2 separate regions of the Homo sapiens genome follow, and region 2 is linked to region 1. Evidence: chromatin contacts called from ENCODE Hi-C or POLR2A ChIA-PET data. All regions are on one chromosome and are shown on one strand. The core of a region is the stretch at or near the end of the contact, and the rest is flanking DNA. Distances in the headings are between cores, read along the strand shown.

Region 1 (6,899 bases), core at 2,275-4,774:
GCCCAGGCTCCACTGTGGCGTCCACTCTTCCTCCTCTGACAGTCATGTGTAAATATTGAGGCCCGTTTGAACTATCCCTGTGCGGAAAAAAAGGCCTGTTTTTCACAGGGCTGCCTGGGGAGGAGGGGGGTGGAAAGGAAAACAGGCAGGGGACAGACGGACCCGGCCTGCGTTGGCCTGGGGTGACTTCACGGCTCCACTGTCAGCAAGCGGCCGTCCCGTGGTGGATCCTGTCCGCCCTGCGAGGACACCTGGCTCCATCCACACCTGGGCCTCTGTCTCCAGCCGCCGAGGCCGTGACACCATGAGGATCATGTGAGGAGGGGCAGAGAGAGGCCTCCGGGAGGCCGTCATTCCAGCCCTGCCTTCCCTGCCTGGGAGGACGCTGCGGCCGCCACCACCTGGACGGGAGTGGCCTGTCGCAGCTGCACCCTGCGTGGGCTCGTGGCTGCCACGCTGTTTCTTTACACCTTTCTCATATCCTTTCCAGAATCTATCTACCGCCGGGGAGCCAGAAGATGGAGGAAGCTGTACCGTGCCAACGGCCACCTCTTCCAAGCCAAGCGCTTTAACAGGGTGAGTGGCCCCCTTGGGACTAGTCCCTCAAGGGGCCTTTTGTTACTTTTAAAAGCAAAGAGAGAGGAGGGGAGGCACGTCCCGCTGAGCCCAGGCTGGGCTCTTTTTGGCGCCCGAGGGCAAGGTTACAGAAATGCTTTCTCTGGTGCAGGATGAGGCTTTGACTAGGGCTGTCTGAGGCGGGAAGTGCCCTCCGGGCCTTTCCCTGCGTGGTGGCTGCCCAGTGAATGCTGTCTGTGTCTGCCTGGCTGTGTGACTCTTATCAGGGCTCAGGGCTCACTGGCCTGAGGCCCCAGCCTGCCTGCATCCAGAGTGGGGCGGCCGCATTCCATCCGCATGTAGCGCCAGGGTGTGTGTTTTCAGCCGCACACAGTGTTGCCTAGTAGCTAAGAGTCTCCGTGAACCCTGGAAGCTCCTTCAGCCCCATCCCTGCTTGGGCCTCTGTCTTCCCAGCGGCCACCCACGGGGGCCCTTTCCAGAGGACACTTAGCTTATTTTCCTTGTTTCTCTTTATGATGCTTTTCTAGTTCCTATGAAATGGGTGATTCAGATGCTTTTGTAATTGTTCTGTTTCACAGTGGAAGGGGAGGTGTCTGGGTGTGCCTTGGTGGCCCTGGAGTTGGTCCCACACAGGGAGTGTCTTGGGGGTGCGTGGAAGTATACAGGGCCTGTCCCCACTGCGGGACTCCACACAGAGCCCCTGACAGCCCCTCACAGGAGCGGTGGCCCTGGGGCTACCTTTGCATTCCACACTCACCTGCCACGTGGCCTCACGTGTCAACCTCCGCTGGGTGTACGGCACCTCTGTCTCCTGGAGCGGCCTCAAGTCACCTGCCCCTCCTTCTACTCCCATGGTCTGCCCTCTAGACCATCAGGAAGTTCTGTTCATGTGAGCCACTCCTCCTGCCCCTGCGTGTGCTCGGTCCCTGTCATGTGGCAAGAGTGGGTCTGGACTCCCATTCCTCTTGGGGCTAACACAGGTGAGGATGCAGGACAAGCTCCTGAGTGACTGAAGAGGGGTGTGGTGGGAACTAGGCTCCAGGAGATGAGCAGGTCAGCACTAGGAAGACCTGGACATTGCCTGGAGAGCCCAGAGGACTTCCTGGAGGAGGAGGCATCTGATCATACTGCCTGGGAGGTCAGTGCAGAGGAGATGCCAGGAGCACCGAGGATGTGGCAGGCACGGGAGAGTCCAGCCAGTGTCTGGGAGGCCCTGAGGACGAGGTTGGGGACACCAGGAAATGGGGAGCCTAGGCGGCTGTGTGCTTAGGGCAGGTGGGTGTGGGTGAACAGGCAGTTTGGCTCAGGCTGGGACTCAGGAGAGTGTGGCTGGAGGTGGCCACATTGGGAATATCTGTGGAGTATGGTGCCAGGGAGTGTTGCAGCACAGAGATCCCGTCCGCACCCCAGCCCACCCTGGCCGCCTTTTCTGAGGACACACGTTGTGAGTCTTCTGGGGCTGCAGAACACAGCACCACTAACTGGCAGCTTAAACAATGGAAACTTGCTCTCCGGCAGTCTGGGGCTGGAAGTCCAAAACGAAGGTGTCTTTATGAGTCAGGGTTCTCCAGAGGGATGGTACCAATGGGATGCATGTACATGAAAGGGAGTTGATTAGGGAGAACTGGCCCTCGGGCGCACAAGACGAAGTCTTACGATAGGCCAGCTGCAGGCTGGGGAAGAAAGAAGCCAGCAGTGGCTCACTCCGAGTCCAAAAGCCTCAGAAGCAGGGAAGCCGACAGTGCAGCCTTCAGCCTCTGCCAGAGGCTCCAGAGCCCCCGGCAAACCACTAATAAGTCCCGGAGTCTAAAGGCCCAAGAACCTGGAATCTGATGTCCCAGGGTAGGACGAGTGGCAGGAAGCATCCAGCATGGGAGAAAGATGAAAGCCAGAAGACCCAGGAAAACTGCTTCTCCCACCTGCTTCCGCCTGCTTTGCCCCAGCCGCACTGGCAGCTGATTGGACGCCACCGCCCACCCACATTGAGGGTGGGTCTTGCCCTCCCAGTCCACTGACTCAAATACCAGTCTCAGGGCAGCGCCCTCATAGACACACCCAGATGCAATACTTCACCAGTTCTCTAGGCATCCTTCAACCCAGTCAAGTCGGCGCCTGGTGTGACCCATTACAGTGCCGCAGGGCTGCGCCCTCCTTCCCCCGCAGCCACTGGTAGCTGCGGGCAGCCTTGTTCCTGTGCTGGCAGAGGAACCACTCACCTCTGTTTCCGTCTCCACATGGCCTCCTCTGTATCTGTCTCTTCTGTCATTCTGCATGACGGATTAGCCCAGAGTGAACCCTACCCACCCAGTGACATGGGCCAGGGCTCCGGGCAGCACAGGGTGTGGCCTCTCACTGTGCAGCTTTGAGGAGAAAAGTCCATTCTGCCGATGGCAGGTGCAGACCATAAGTGACCCTCCCCCTCCCCACCACCACCAGTGAGCAAAAGCTTTTCCTTTCCTTCCTGCAGACACTGGAGGAAAGGGTGGCAGGTGGACCCACCACAGCCCCGCTCTGCTGTGGAGGTACAGCCCTTCTGGGCGTGTGAACGAGCCAGTTTCACAAACACAGAGGCCAAGGCGAGAGTGGCCCGAAAGCCTGCAACCTGACTGCTCAGGGAGGGCGGCTGCCCTGCAGTTCAGCCTGTCCGATTCCCGCCTAATTGTGCCCGGGCTCTGATCTCGCCACCTGCTCGTAACGTTCTCTGTCCGGACCTCAGAGCCGCTCCATGTAGTGCTCACTTCATGTTAATTGCAGGACCACTCAGATCACCTCTGCTGTCACTTAAAAGGGGCATTTCAGGAGGAAAGCACTTGGTTTTGTGTGAATCAGTAAGACTTAAAGGGGAACAAGCACCCAGGAGAAGAGAGACTTTTCCGTCCTCTTTGTTGGTGAAGCGAGGATGAAAGAGTGGGCATCCGTCGCTGGGGACTGGGCTCCCCGCCCAGCTCTTTCTGTGCACTTGAAAGCACTGCCCTTGGACTTTGAGAAGGAAGCGTTCAGTGGGGGAGCCAAAGGGAGAGAGCCAGCGAGGTTCTGAAGAAGGAGGTGAGGAGGGGCTGCCTCCTCCATGAAGGATGGTGCCGGGGGTGGCAGGGAAGCCCACTCAGTGGAACAGAACTGCTGGGTCAGAGCTGGCCCAGGGCTGAGCACTTCTTGCAGAGGAGGGAAGGGATCCTCCAGTAAATCCTGAGGAGGTGATTGGTTAATTATCAGCCCAGGAATGGGGGGTGAGGTGGGTAGGAATCCAGGCTGCTGGCTCCCATCACAGTAAACGGCAGGTGGATTGAGGTTAAAAAAAAATCACAGGGCCCGGCGCAGTGGCTCACGCCTGTAATCCCAGCACTTTGGGAGGCCGAGATGGGTGATCGCTTGAGGCCAGGAGTTCAAGATCCATCTGGCCAACATGGTGAAACCCATCTGTACTAAAAATACAAAAATTAGCCAGGCGTGGTGGCACGTGCCTGTAATCCCAGCTACTCAGGAGTCTGAGGCAGGAGAATCACTTGAACCCAGGAGGCGGGGGTTGCGGTGAGCTGAGATTGTGCCACTGGGCGACAGAGTGAGACTCCGTCTCAAATAAATAAAAAGAAGAAACCTAGAAGCTGTGCAGATCTCTGGAGAAAAACCGGGCAGTGAGGACCAGAGGGTCTTTAGACTCAGCCACACAGAATTTTCAGATTTTTTCAGTTTCCAAATTAAATGCAAAAAACATACAGGAAAGGGGTTTGTAGCACGTAAAACCCAGAAGAGATCCAGACATCTCACACTTAGAATTGAAGAGCTCCTACACAAAGGCTTTTGGTAAATGCTGGGACCGAGAAGCTGAGAACCGGTGTGAATGGTTAATGAAGTAAGACTGTAATTGTTTAGAGATGAGGACAGCATGACCTCCACAGGTGATCAGGGAAACACAAGACATTTTCTCTGTCAACATCAAAGATGTTAAAAGTAATTAAAGCCGGCCGGGCGTGGTGGCTCACGCCTGTAATTCCAGCACTTTGGGAGGCCGAGGTGGGTGGATCACGAGGTCAGCAGTTCAAGACCAGCCTGGCCAAGTTGGTGAAACCCCGTGTCTACTAAAAATACAAAAAAAGTAGCCAGGCGTGGTGGTGGGTTCCTCTAATCCCAGCTACTCGGGAGGCTGAGGCAGAGAATTGCTTGAACCCGGGAGGCAGAGGTTGTAGTGAGCCGAGATGGCACCACTGCACTCCAGCCTGGGCGACAGAGCAGGACTCTGTCTCAAAACAACACAAAACAAAAACAAAACAACAAAAAAGTAATTAAAGCCCAGGGTTGCTGTCATGGGGTCTGCCAACCCTGGGGATGTGGGACAGGCATGGACCCTACTCTCTGGAAATCACGCAGAAATGTGCAGCGATGTTCCCATCCTGCCTCTCTTCAAAAGAAATCACCCGTCATTCGGAGGTTTGTGTATGGGGAAGATCAGCTCAGCATTATTTTTACAAGCAAGAGTGGGAATCGTGTCTGGAGTTAGCTACTCCCTTTGCTGTGAACAACCCACTCCACCACGTGGGGTATAAACCATGGTAGGGCCACGTCTCTGAGCTGTGGCTGCTGGAGAGCCCTCTGCTGGTGGCACATAGGGCACAAGTGCCGCAGGGACAGCTGGGTGGATGGCCCAAGACTTTGGCCTTTATCATGAGTGGACAGAGGAGTGACCACTTGGGTCCCTGGAGAAGAGGCTATAGAGAGTGAGGGTGGGGAAGGGAGATCAGAAGATGCCATCCATGAGCAGCAGTGCCTGTCAGATTTGGTCCAAGCAGTGCCCTCAGGTGGCTGGCAGAGGCCAATGCAATTCCTTTTCAAGCCAGCATCAAAGAATTCCTGATGATAAATAAATCAGGCATCTGAGCTCGCAATGGAAAACCACAAAACACAGTGGGAAGCAGGATATCCTGAGTCCAAGCTGGTAAAAGCCCAGACAGAGGCTCCAACCATCAGAATAGGTAAGGGTGTGACAGGTCTAAAACATGAAAATGGGCGATTGAAAATATGAGCAGGAGGCCGGGCGCGGTGGCTCACGCATGTAATCCCAGCACTTTGGGAGGCCGAGGCAGGCGGAGTGCCTGAGGTCAGGAGTTCGAGACCAGCCTGGTCAACATAGTGAAACACTGTCTCTACTAAAAATACAACAAAAATTTAGCCAGGCGTGGTGGTGGGTGCCTGTAATCCCAGGTACTCGGTAGGCTGAGGCAGGGGAATGGCTTGAACCAGGGAGCTGGAGGTTTCAGTGAGCTGAGAACATGCCACTGTACTCCAGCTTGGGTGACAGAGTGAGACTCCGTCTCAAAAAAAAAGAAAGAAAATGTGAGCAGGGAGGCCAGGTGCAGTAGCTCACACCTGTAATCCCAGCACTTTGGGAGGCTGGAGCGGGCAGATCACCTGAGGTCAGGGGTTCGAGACGAGCCTGGCCAACATGGCGAAACTTTGTCTCTACTAAAAATAAAAAATCAGCCGGACGTGGTGGCAGGTGCCTATAATCCCAGCTACTCAGGAGGCTGAGACAGGAGAATCGCTTGAACCCAGGAGGCGGAGGCTGCAGTGAGCCAAGATCGTACCACTGCACTCCAGCCTGGGGAACAGAGCGAGGCGCGAGGCTGTCGGAGGGAGGGAATATGAGCAAGGAACAAGTTGGCAGCATGTAAGACGTACTTAAAACGTTTTTACCCATTAATCTATGAATTCCTCTGAGTTTCTGAGAATGGAAACTTGGGGTTTAGGTTTTATTTTTTTAATGTCACATTTCCTGAAATGTTACTATTCAAATATAGATTTGAAACAAGAGCTTTTGACAGAGCTTGGGCAGCCTCACTTACAAAGCACACACGTGAGGTCTCTGTGGTGGGTGCCAACCCTTGGCAGATTCACACTGCCCTTGTCAGCAGATGTCCTGGCCTGACCCCAGGTAAGGGTGGCTCCCCACGGAAAGGAACCTTGGTCAATTTGTTTTTTGTTTGTTTGTTTGTTTTTCTTTTTCTTTTTTTTTTTTTTTTTTGAGACACAGTCTCACTCTGTTGCCCAGGCTGGAGTGCAGTGGCGTGATCTTGACTCACTGCAACCTCTGCCTCCTGGGTTCAAGTGATTCTCCTGCTTCAGCCTCCCGAGTAGCTGGGATTACAGATGTGCGCCACCACGCCCAGCTAATTTTTGTACTTTTAGTGGAGATGGGGTTTCTCCATGTTGGTCAGGCTGATCTCGAACTCCTGACCGCAAGTGATCCGCCCGCCTTGGCCTCCCAAAGTGCTGGGATTACAGGCATGAGCCACTGCGCCTGGCCAATCTTGGTTAATTTGTAAAGATAC
Region 2 (6,899 bases), core at 1,476-3,975, 90 kb after region 1:
CGAGTAGCTGGGATTACAGGCATGTGCCACCATGCCCGGCTGATTTTTGTATATTTAGTAGAGAGGGGGTTTCACCATGTTGGCCAGGCTGGTCTCCAACTCCTGATCTCAAATAATCCACCCGCCTCAGCCTCTCAAAGTGGTGGGATTACAGGCGTGAGCCCCTGCGTCTGGACTGAATATCCTTTTTTTTTTTTTAGACGGAGTCTCGCTCTGTCGCCCAGGCTGGGGTGCAGTGGCGCAGTCTCGGCTCACTGCAAGCTCCGCCTCCCAGGTTCACGCCATTCTCCTGCCTCAGCCTCCTGAGTAGCTGGGACTACAGGCGCCCACCACCACGCCCAGCTAATTTTTTGCATTTTTAGTGGAGACGGGGTTTCACCGTTAGCCAGGATGGTCTCGATCTCCTGACCTCGTGATCCGCCTGCCTCGGCCTCCCAAAGTGCTGGGATTACAGGCATGAGCCACTGAGGCTGACCCTTTTTTTTTTTTTGAGACAGGGTCTGTCTCAAAAAAAGGGTGTGTCCCTATCACCCAGGATGGAGTGCAGAGGCTCAAGCACGGCTCCCCGCAGCCCCAACCTTCTGGGCTCAAGCAATCTTCCCACCTCAGCTTCTCAAGTAGCTGAGACCACAGGTGCAGGCCACCATGCCCGGCTAATTAAAAAAAAAAATTATTTTTTGTAGACAGGGTCTCACTATATCGCCCAGGCTAGTCTTGAACTCCTGGGCTCAAGCGATGCGCCTGCCTTATCTTCCCAAAGTGCTGGGATTACAGGCGTGAGCCACCTTGCCGGGTTAAATATCACTTTTAAGGAAATGATCTTCTTACCCAGCTTTCTGGTGTGTGAACACACAGAGAAAGCCTGGCCTCCAATTGTGGGGGCCAACGGAGTGAATGGGAAGAGTCGGGGGACAGTGTGGAGTGTGAGGACAAGGAGACAACCCCCAAGGCAGCGGAGAGAGGGAGTATGGAGCCGCCCTGGGGTCACCTACAGGTAGGTCCTGGCTGCCTCTCTAGACACCTGCCCTGCCGCAGGTCCGGCCAAGACCTGCACAGGGACTCCGGGCCGGCTCCCCCAGGATAGGAACTGCGCCCAGGAGTGCTGGTTTGAGGCAGGTTCCAGCCTCCACTGGGGAAGTGAGGGGCAGGAGGTCCCAGCTGAAGGTCACTCAGGTTGCAGCGGCGTGGCCCTCTCGCCTCCGCCCAGCACCCAGGCCAGCTTGGGCACCCCCGGCCCGTGGGGCATGTCCCTCCGCCTCAGGCGAGCACAGACCGAGCCCTGCCCCTCCCCAAACACACCATTGCGTCCCTGCGCCCGCAGGCCTCGCTGGAAGCTGCCTCCCCTGGAGACCACCCGGCCGACTGTCCAACTTCGGGGCCCCGGGCTTCCCGCTCCCCGCCCTGCCAAGGCTTGAGTCTCTCCCACTGCGTGGCCAGGCGTGGAGGGCCGGCCGATCCGACCCCGAAAGACGTCTCAGCGCTCCACGGCCCCGGGGCGGAGGTCAGGGGTCTCGCCGGCCCGAACGCCGGGCCCCGCGGGGCCGAAGTCCTGATAAGCCACCTGGCAGGAGTGGCTGGCAGACCGGCTGCGTCTGGGGCACCGGGCGCCGCCCCTCCCAGGCCCGAAGCCCCCGGCCCGCGCAGCAGGGACACTCCGCCAGGGGCCGGCGGGCGGGGCGGGGCCGGCGCGGCCGGGAGCCGCGGACACTCGGCCACCGAGCCACCGGCCACGGCGCAGCGGGGGCCGCCGGGCTGCGCCGCCAGGGTCACGCGACGCGGTGCCCGTCTCGGCGCAGGGTCCCTGGGCGTGGCCGCTGTCCCCCTCGTGTGTGGGACCCCAGGTCACCGTGTGGCGTCCCGGTAGTGTGTGGGACCCCAGAGGCGTCCGGGGCCTCCCCGCTGTGTGGTGTCCCACCCTGGGAGAACCCCGGGTGCGTGGCGTGGCCCCCCGGCCGCCCCCAGCTGGTTTGCGGTCGTGGCGGGGGCCTGTGGGTTTCTGGGCCCCGACGGCGGCGAGACGGGCGCCTTCCCAGCGGCGCAGGAAGCGGCCTCGGCCGGAAGGGGGGCCCCGGGCGCCACCGCCGCCTCCGCCTCCGCCCGCGCCCAGCGGCCCTCGGCGGGCGGGGCCGAGCGGGGCCGAGCGGAGTCGAGCATGGCCGAGCGTAGCCGAGTCCCGGCCGAGCGGAGCCGAGTCATGGCAGGGCGGGTCCGAGCGTGGCCGAGTCCCGGGCGAGCGGAGCCGAGCGCGGCCGAGTCCGGGCGGGGAGCGCGCGTTCCTGGAAGAGCCCGGCTGGGGAGCGGGTCACATTCTTGGCCAGCGCTAGGGCTGAGGCGGACGCACGGCAACAAACAGCGCGGGGGGCGGGGCCGGCGCGGGGCGGAGCGGGCGGCGCGGGGCGGGGCGGCGCGGCGGCGGCGTGAGCTCAGCGCCGGGCGCTCAGTCCGAGCCGGAGCGAGCCGCCGGGAGGATGTGCGCCGAGCGCCCCGAGCCCCGCGCCGCCGCCGCGCTCTGAGGGCCGCGGGCGAGAGGCGCCTCCGCCGCCCCGGAAGCCGGGCGGGCGGGCCGCGGAGCCGGCGGGCGGGCGGGCCGGGGGCCGGCGGCGGGCGCGACGCGGCCGGCCAGCGCCGCCGGGACGAGCCGGGCGGGCGCCTCGCGGTGGGAGGAGCGGGGCGGCGGCGGCGCGCCGCGCGAGGACGGCCCGGCGGGCCCCGCGCCCGCGCCCCCGCTCCTCCCGGGCCCCTCGGCCTCGGCCGCCGCGGCGATTCGCGCCTCGCGGCGCCGGCACCTGCCCGCGCGCCCCCCGCGAGCCCCGGGCCCGCGAGCGTTGGCGTTGGCGTTGGCGGCGCGCGCCGGGGCATGCCCCGCGCCTAGAGCCCGGGGGGCGCGCGGGGGACGCGCGGGGGGCCCGGGCGGCGGCGGGCGCGGCGCGGGGCGCGTGGATGTGGCGCCGGGCCCGGGCGGCGGCGGGCTCCAGCGGCGGGACCCCTTCGCCCCGCCCGCCTTCCCCTTCGCGCCCCCGGGCGAGGCCGCGGCCGTGATCGGCCGTGAGCCGGCGGCGGGGGGCGGCCGGGGTCGGGGCCGCGGGCGCCGCCGGGGCGCGCGGGGCGGCGGCGGGGGCCGGGGGGGCCCGGGCGCGCGGGAGCGGGAGCGGCCGGGGGAGCCGGAGCGCACCATGGAGGCGGCGGCAGGCGGCCGCGGCTGTTTCCAGCCGCACCCGGGGCTGCAGAAGACGCTGGAGCAGTTCCACCTGAGCTCCATGAGCTCGCTGGGCGGCCCGGCCGCTTTCTCGGCGCGCTGGGCGCAGGAGGCCTACAAGAAGGAGAGCGCCAAGGAGGCGGGCGCGGCCGCGGTGCCGGCGCCGGTGCCCGCAGCCACCGAGCCGCCGCCCGTGCTGCACCTGCCCGCCATCCAGCCGCCGCCGCCCGTGCTGCCCGGGCCCTTCTTCATGCCGTCCGACCGCTCCACCGAGCGCTGCGAGACCGTACTGGAAGGCGAGACCATCTCGTGCTTCGTGGTGGGAGGCGAGAAGCGCCTGTGTCTGCCGCAGATTCTCAACTCGGTGCTGCGCGACTTCTCGCTGCAGCAGATCAACGCGGTGTGCGACGAGCTCCACATCTACTGCTCGCGCTGCACGGCCGACCAGCTGGAGATCCTCAAAGTCATGGGCATCCTGCCCTTCTCGGCGCCCTCGTGCGGGCTCATCACCAAGACGGACGCCGAGCGCCTGTGCAACGCGCTGCTCTACGGCGGCGCCTACCCGCCGCCCTGCAAGAAGGAGCTGGCCGCCAGCCTGGCGCTGGGCCTGGAGCTCAGCGAGCGCAGCGTCCGCGTGTACCACGAGTGCTTCGGCAAGTGTAAGGGGCTGCTGGTGCCCGAGCTCTACAGCAGCCCGAGCGCCGCCTGCATCCAGTGCCTGGACTGCCGCCTCATGTACCCGCCGCACAAGTTCGTGGTGCACTCGCACAAGGCCCTGGAGAACCGGACCTGCCACTGGGGCTTCGACTCGGCCAACTGGCGGGCCTACATCCTGCTGAGCCAGGATTACACGGGCAAGGAGGAGCAGGCGCGCCTCGGCCGCTGCCTGGACGACGTGAAGGAGAAATTCGACTATGGCAACAAGTACAAGCGGCGGGTGCCCCGGGTGAGTGGCCCCAGGCCTGGGAGCTGGGGAGGATGCGCTTGGGGTGGGGGCCCCTTCTGGACTACAGGCTCTGGTCTCCGAAGGCTGGGACCTGTGCTTCTGCCGTGCCCCATGTCTCCAGTCTTCGCTTTGTTTTAGGGAAATTCAGAGTGTTCCGACTGGCAGGGCCAGAGAGTTTGGTAGGAAGGCCCTCCTGCCCGTTCCCCAGGACGAGCCTGGAGTGCGGGCTGTGGCGGTGGGGTGGGGGGCCAGGCCTGGTGTGTGGGGAAGGCCCGCAGGCCCACAGGCATTGCCCAGATAGGAAGGCACAGGCCTCATGCTCCCGAGAAAGCGGCCTGCCCCAGGTCAGGGAAGTTAGGTCCAGCTGGGCCACGGCCCGGATGCCTCAGGCCCAGGTCTTTCTTGGGGTTGGGGTGAAGGTGGCTGTCCTCGCCCCGAAGGCACCCAGCCTCGAAGACGGAGGGCTGCCTGCCTTTGGGCCCCAGGAGACAGAGCTTGGGTGAGGCGAGGCCTGGTTTTGTTACTGGCTCCCGCTCCCTGTTTGGTGCCTTGAAGTTTTGGGACACAGACACAAAATGAAGCCAGGTGTCCAGGCTTCAGTGGCAGGGGCCCGAGACTTGGCGGCTCCAGCACTGTGCTGGTTGGTCTCCCTGGGCCTGCCAGGGACCAAATCCCAGAGTCCGCCGTGTGGGGTGAGGGCCATTTGGCACCCGGCTGAGGGGCCTGGTCAGCAGGCTCCTGGGCCCGCGTGCTGGAGTTACTGGCGGCCTGCGATTTGCTTTGGACTCACCCATTTCCTTCTCTCCCTCTGAAACGCAGAGGGGTGCGCCGGAGAGGGAGGCTGCTGGCCTGGCTTTGTTGTTTGCCAGTTGGAGGATCTATGGGATCCGGCATGGGCAGCTCCCAGGCCACGAGGTGCCGAAATTACTCAGTGGGGTCCTCAGGAACTTTCCGTTGCGTACCTCCCCAAGTATTTGTAACTTTTCTTTTAAATATCCAGGCTTATTAAATTGCACACACAGAATGCTGCATTGGCTCAGCTATTCTTGGGAGGCCTAATTAATTCAGCTATTGCATCAAACTTTTTTTTTCTAAATCTGTGAATAGATGCTCCAGCCCGGTTTTCTCTGGGCGCCCCTCCAGCAGAGTGTCAGATCGTGGGGAGGAGGGGCTGTGGATGGAAGCGAGGGACTGTCGCCTCTGCTCGGAGGGGGCTGCGGAGGGTGCATGTGTGTGTGCATGTGTGTGTTTGTGTGTGCGCGCTTCTGACCCTGCCAGGCCAGGGCTCAGGTGGCAGCCGCCTGCAGACCTGTGGGCTGGGGAAGGATGCTCGTGGCAGAGCTGCAGACAGACGTAGCAGGCTGGGGCCCTTCGTGTCACACGGGGAGTTGGTTGGGGTGGGCCCGATGGCGCTCCCTGTGGGCTGGGGCCTTTCTTTTTGGGGTGGCCGCACCCTCGTCAGTGCCTGTGGCTGGAGGAAGCCACATGTCGGGGGGGATTGTGGGCTCGTGCAGGCTGCGTAGTGGGTCACCTGTGGCCAAGGCCTGAGCTGCTGGGACACGCTCACGTCACTGTCTTCAGAGCTGATGGCAGAGGATCTCGGTTGAGCAGGGTGTGTCTGCGTTTGTTTTTGTCCGACTGTGGGTCATGTGTGTGCTTGTGGTCTTTCTGTCTTCCTGGGCTTTGCTGGGGGCCCATTGGAGTGGCCAGTGGGGCCTCGTTGTCACAGCTGACACAGAGCAGGGCCCAGGCCACCCGGCTTCTCTCTCCCTGTGGTTGTGAGCGCCGGGGTCCTTGGGCCGCCATAGAGACAGGCCAGACAGGCTCTGGTCATCTCAGCGGATGCCTCCGAGCCGCCTTTCCCTTTTGAAGTCCCCAGCACTGCTCTGAAATTTCATTTACCGATTAAAAAGCAATTCCCAGGCCATACTGACGACGTGCACGGTGTGAGTGACTGCGTCCTCTAGGCCTGAGTGGCAGCCACACAGCCTGGCCCTGGCAGTGGTGTCCTCCGCCTGGCTCCCTGAATGTTCACCAGCTCCTGCGGGTTTTCCTCTCCTCATGCTCCTGGGGGTGGGGCACCCATCCTGCCCGTGTTGCCTCCTGCTCTATGTTCTTGACGTGGGATGGCGGCCAGGGACTCTGCCCTCGCTCAGTGCCTGCCCTTTAGGCTCTGTGACTGTGCACTTGGGAGTTCTGGGCTTCAGGGTCCCCTTAAGTCTCCTCAGGACAGCCGTGTGCGTGTCTCTGTGTGCACAGGAGCGACACATGAGAAGGGAGTGTGGTCTCAGGGTGGGCGTGGACCCACAGTGCCCAGACCCTACTTGTCCTAGAAGGAGTGGCCTGGGAGGCCCCGCCTCCGCCCTCACTGGCCGCCGTTGGCTCCTCCCACTCGTGTCTTGACAGCTTATTCTCGGGATATGTTTTGATTTCTTCACTTCCTTTGTAGCTTATTTTAATATTTTTGATCTGCCGAAGATGAGGGCAGAACAAAGAATGTACTGGAACTCTCTTTGCAGGGCTGCTGCTCCCAGCAGGCCTTCGGGCTCTGCGGAGCCGGAGGGGGCTGAATTGCCTTCCGGGTGTTTGTGGCCAGGCCAGGGTCGGGTCTCCTGCCTGAGTGGGCTGGGTCAGCGCCACTCTCCTACCCATGGTGGGAGGTGGGAGAGGGCGGAGATGTTCCCGGGTCCCAAACCAAGTGGGAGGCAGGGCTGCAGCTTTCTCCTTGGAAGCCTCCTGTGACAGCGGCTGTGCCTG

The links. Hi-C counts contacts between places; a loop is a spot of excess contacts on that map. ChIA-PET counts read pairs that join two places held with the same protein, here RNA polymerase II (POLR2A). Pooled maps may share reads with other maps.
Region 2: a map of dorsolateral prefrontal cortex shows a loop between it and region 1 (2.0-fold over the local background). The contact joins the promoter of SKI here to the enhancer-like site in region 1. A Hi-C loop is called at or near these places in 2 of 168 maps with a recorded cell type or tissue (CD8-positive, alpha-beta T cell and dorsolateral prefrontal cortex), 7 of 37 single-sample maps with no recorded cell type and 13 of 50 pooled maps. POLR2A ChIA-PET finds 5 or more read pairs at or near these places in 7 of 52 experiments (CD4-positive, alpha-beta memory T cell, K562, PC-9 and 4 more).

The regions. Positions count from the first base shown.
Region 1 is chr1:2,134,772-2,141,670 of GRCh38, forward strand. PRKCZ (protein kinase C zeta) reads left to right here. Exons shown (of 18, transcript NM_002744.6): 5 at 491-576. Among named protein-coding and RNA genes, the nearest start is that of PRKCZ-AS1, 46 kb to the right of the region's middle. RefSeq lists enhancers at 2,143-3,091, 5,187-5,770. Within about 2 kb of position 3,525, at least 6 of the 41 ENCODE cell types and tissues checked have a DNase peak (open chromatin) inside an H3K27ac peak, as active enhancers do; they include dorsolateral prefrontal cortex, where a contact is called at or near this core.
Region 2 is chr1:2,225,594-2,232,492 of GRCh38, forward strand. SKI (SKI proto-oncogene) reads left to right here and starts at 2,726. Exons shown (of 7, transcript NM_003036.4): 1 at 2,726-4,142. The coding sequence starts at 3,174. RefSeq lists enhancers at 647-1,467, 5,297-5,958, 5,605-5,654 and a silencer at 1,787-2,556.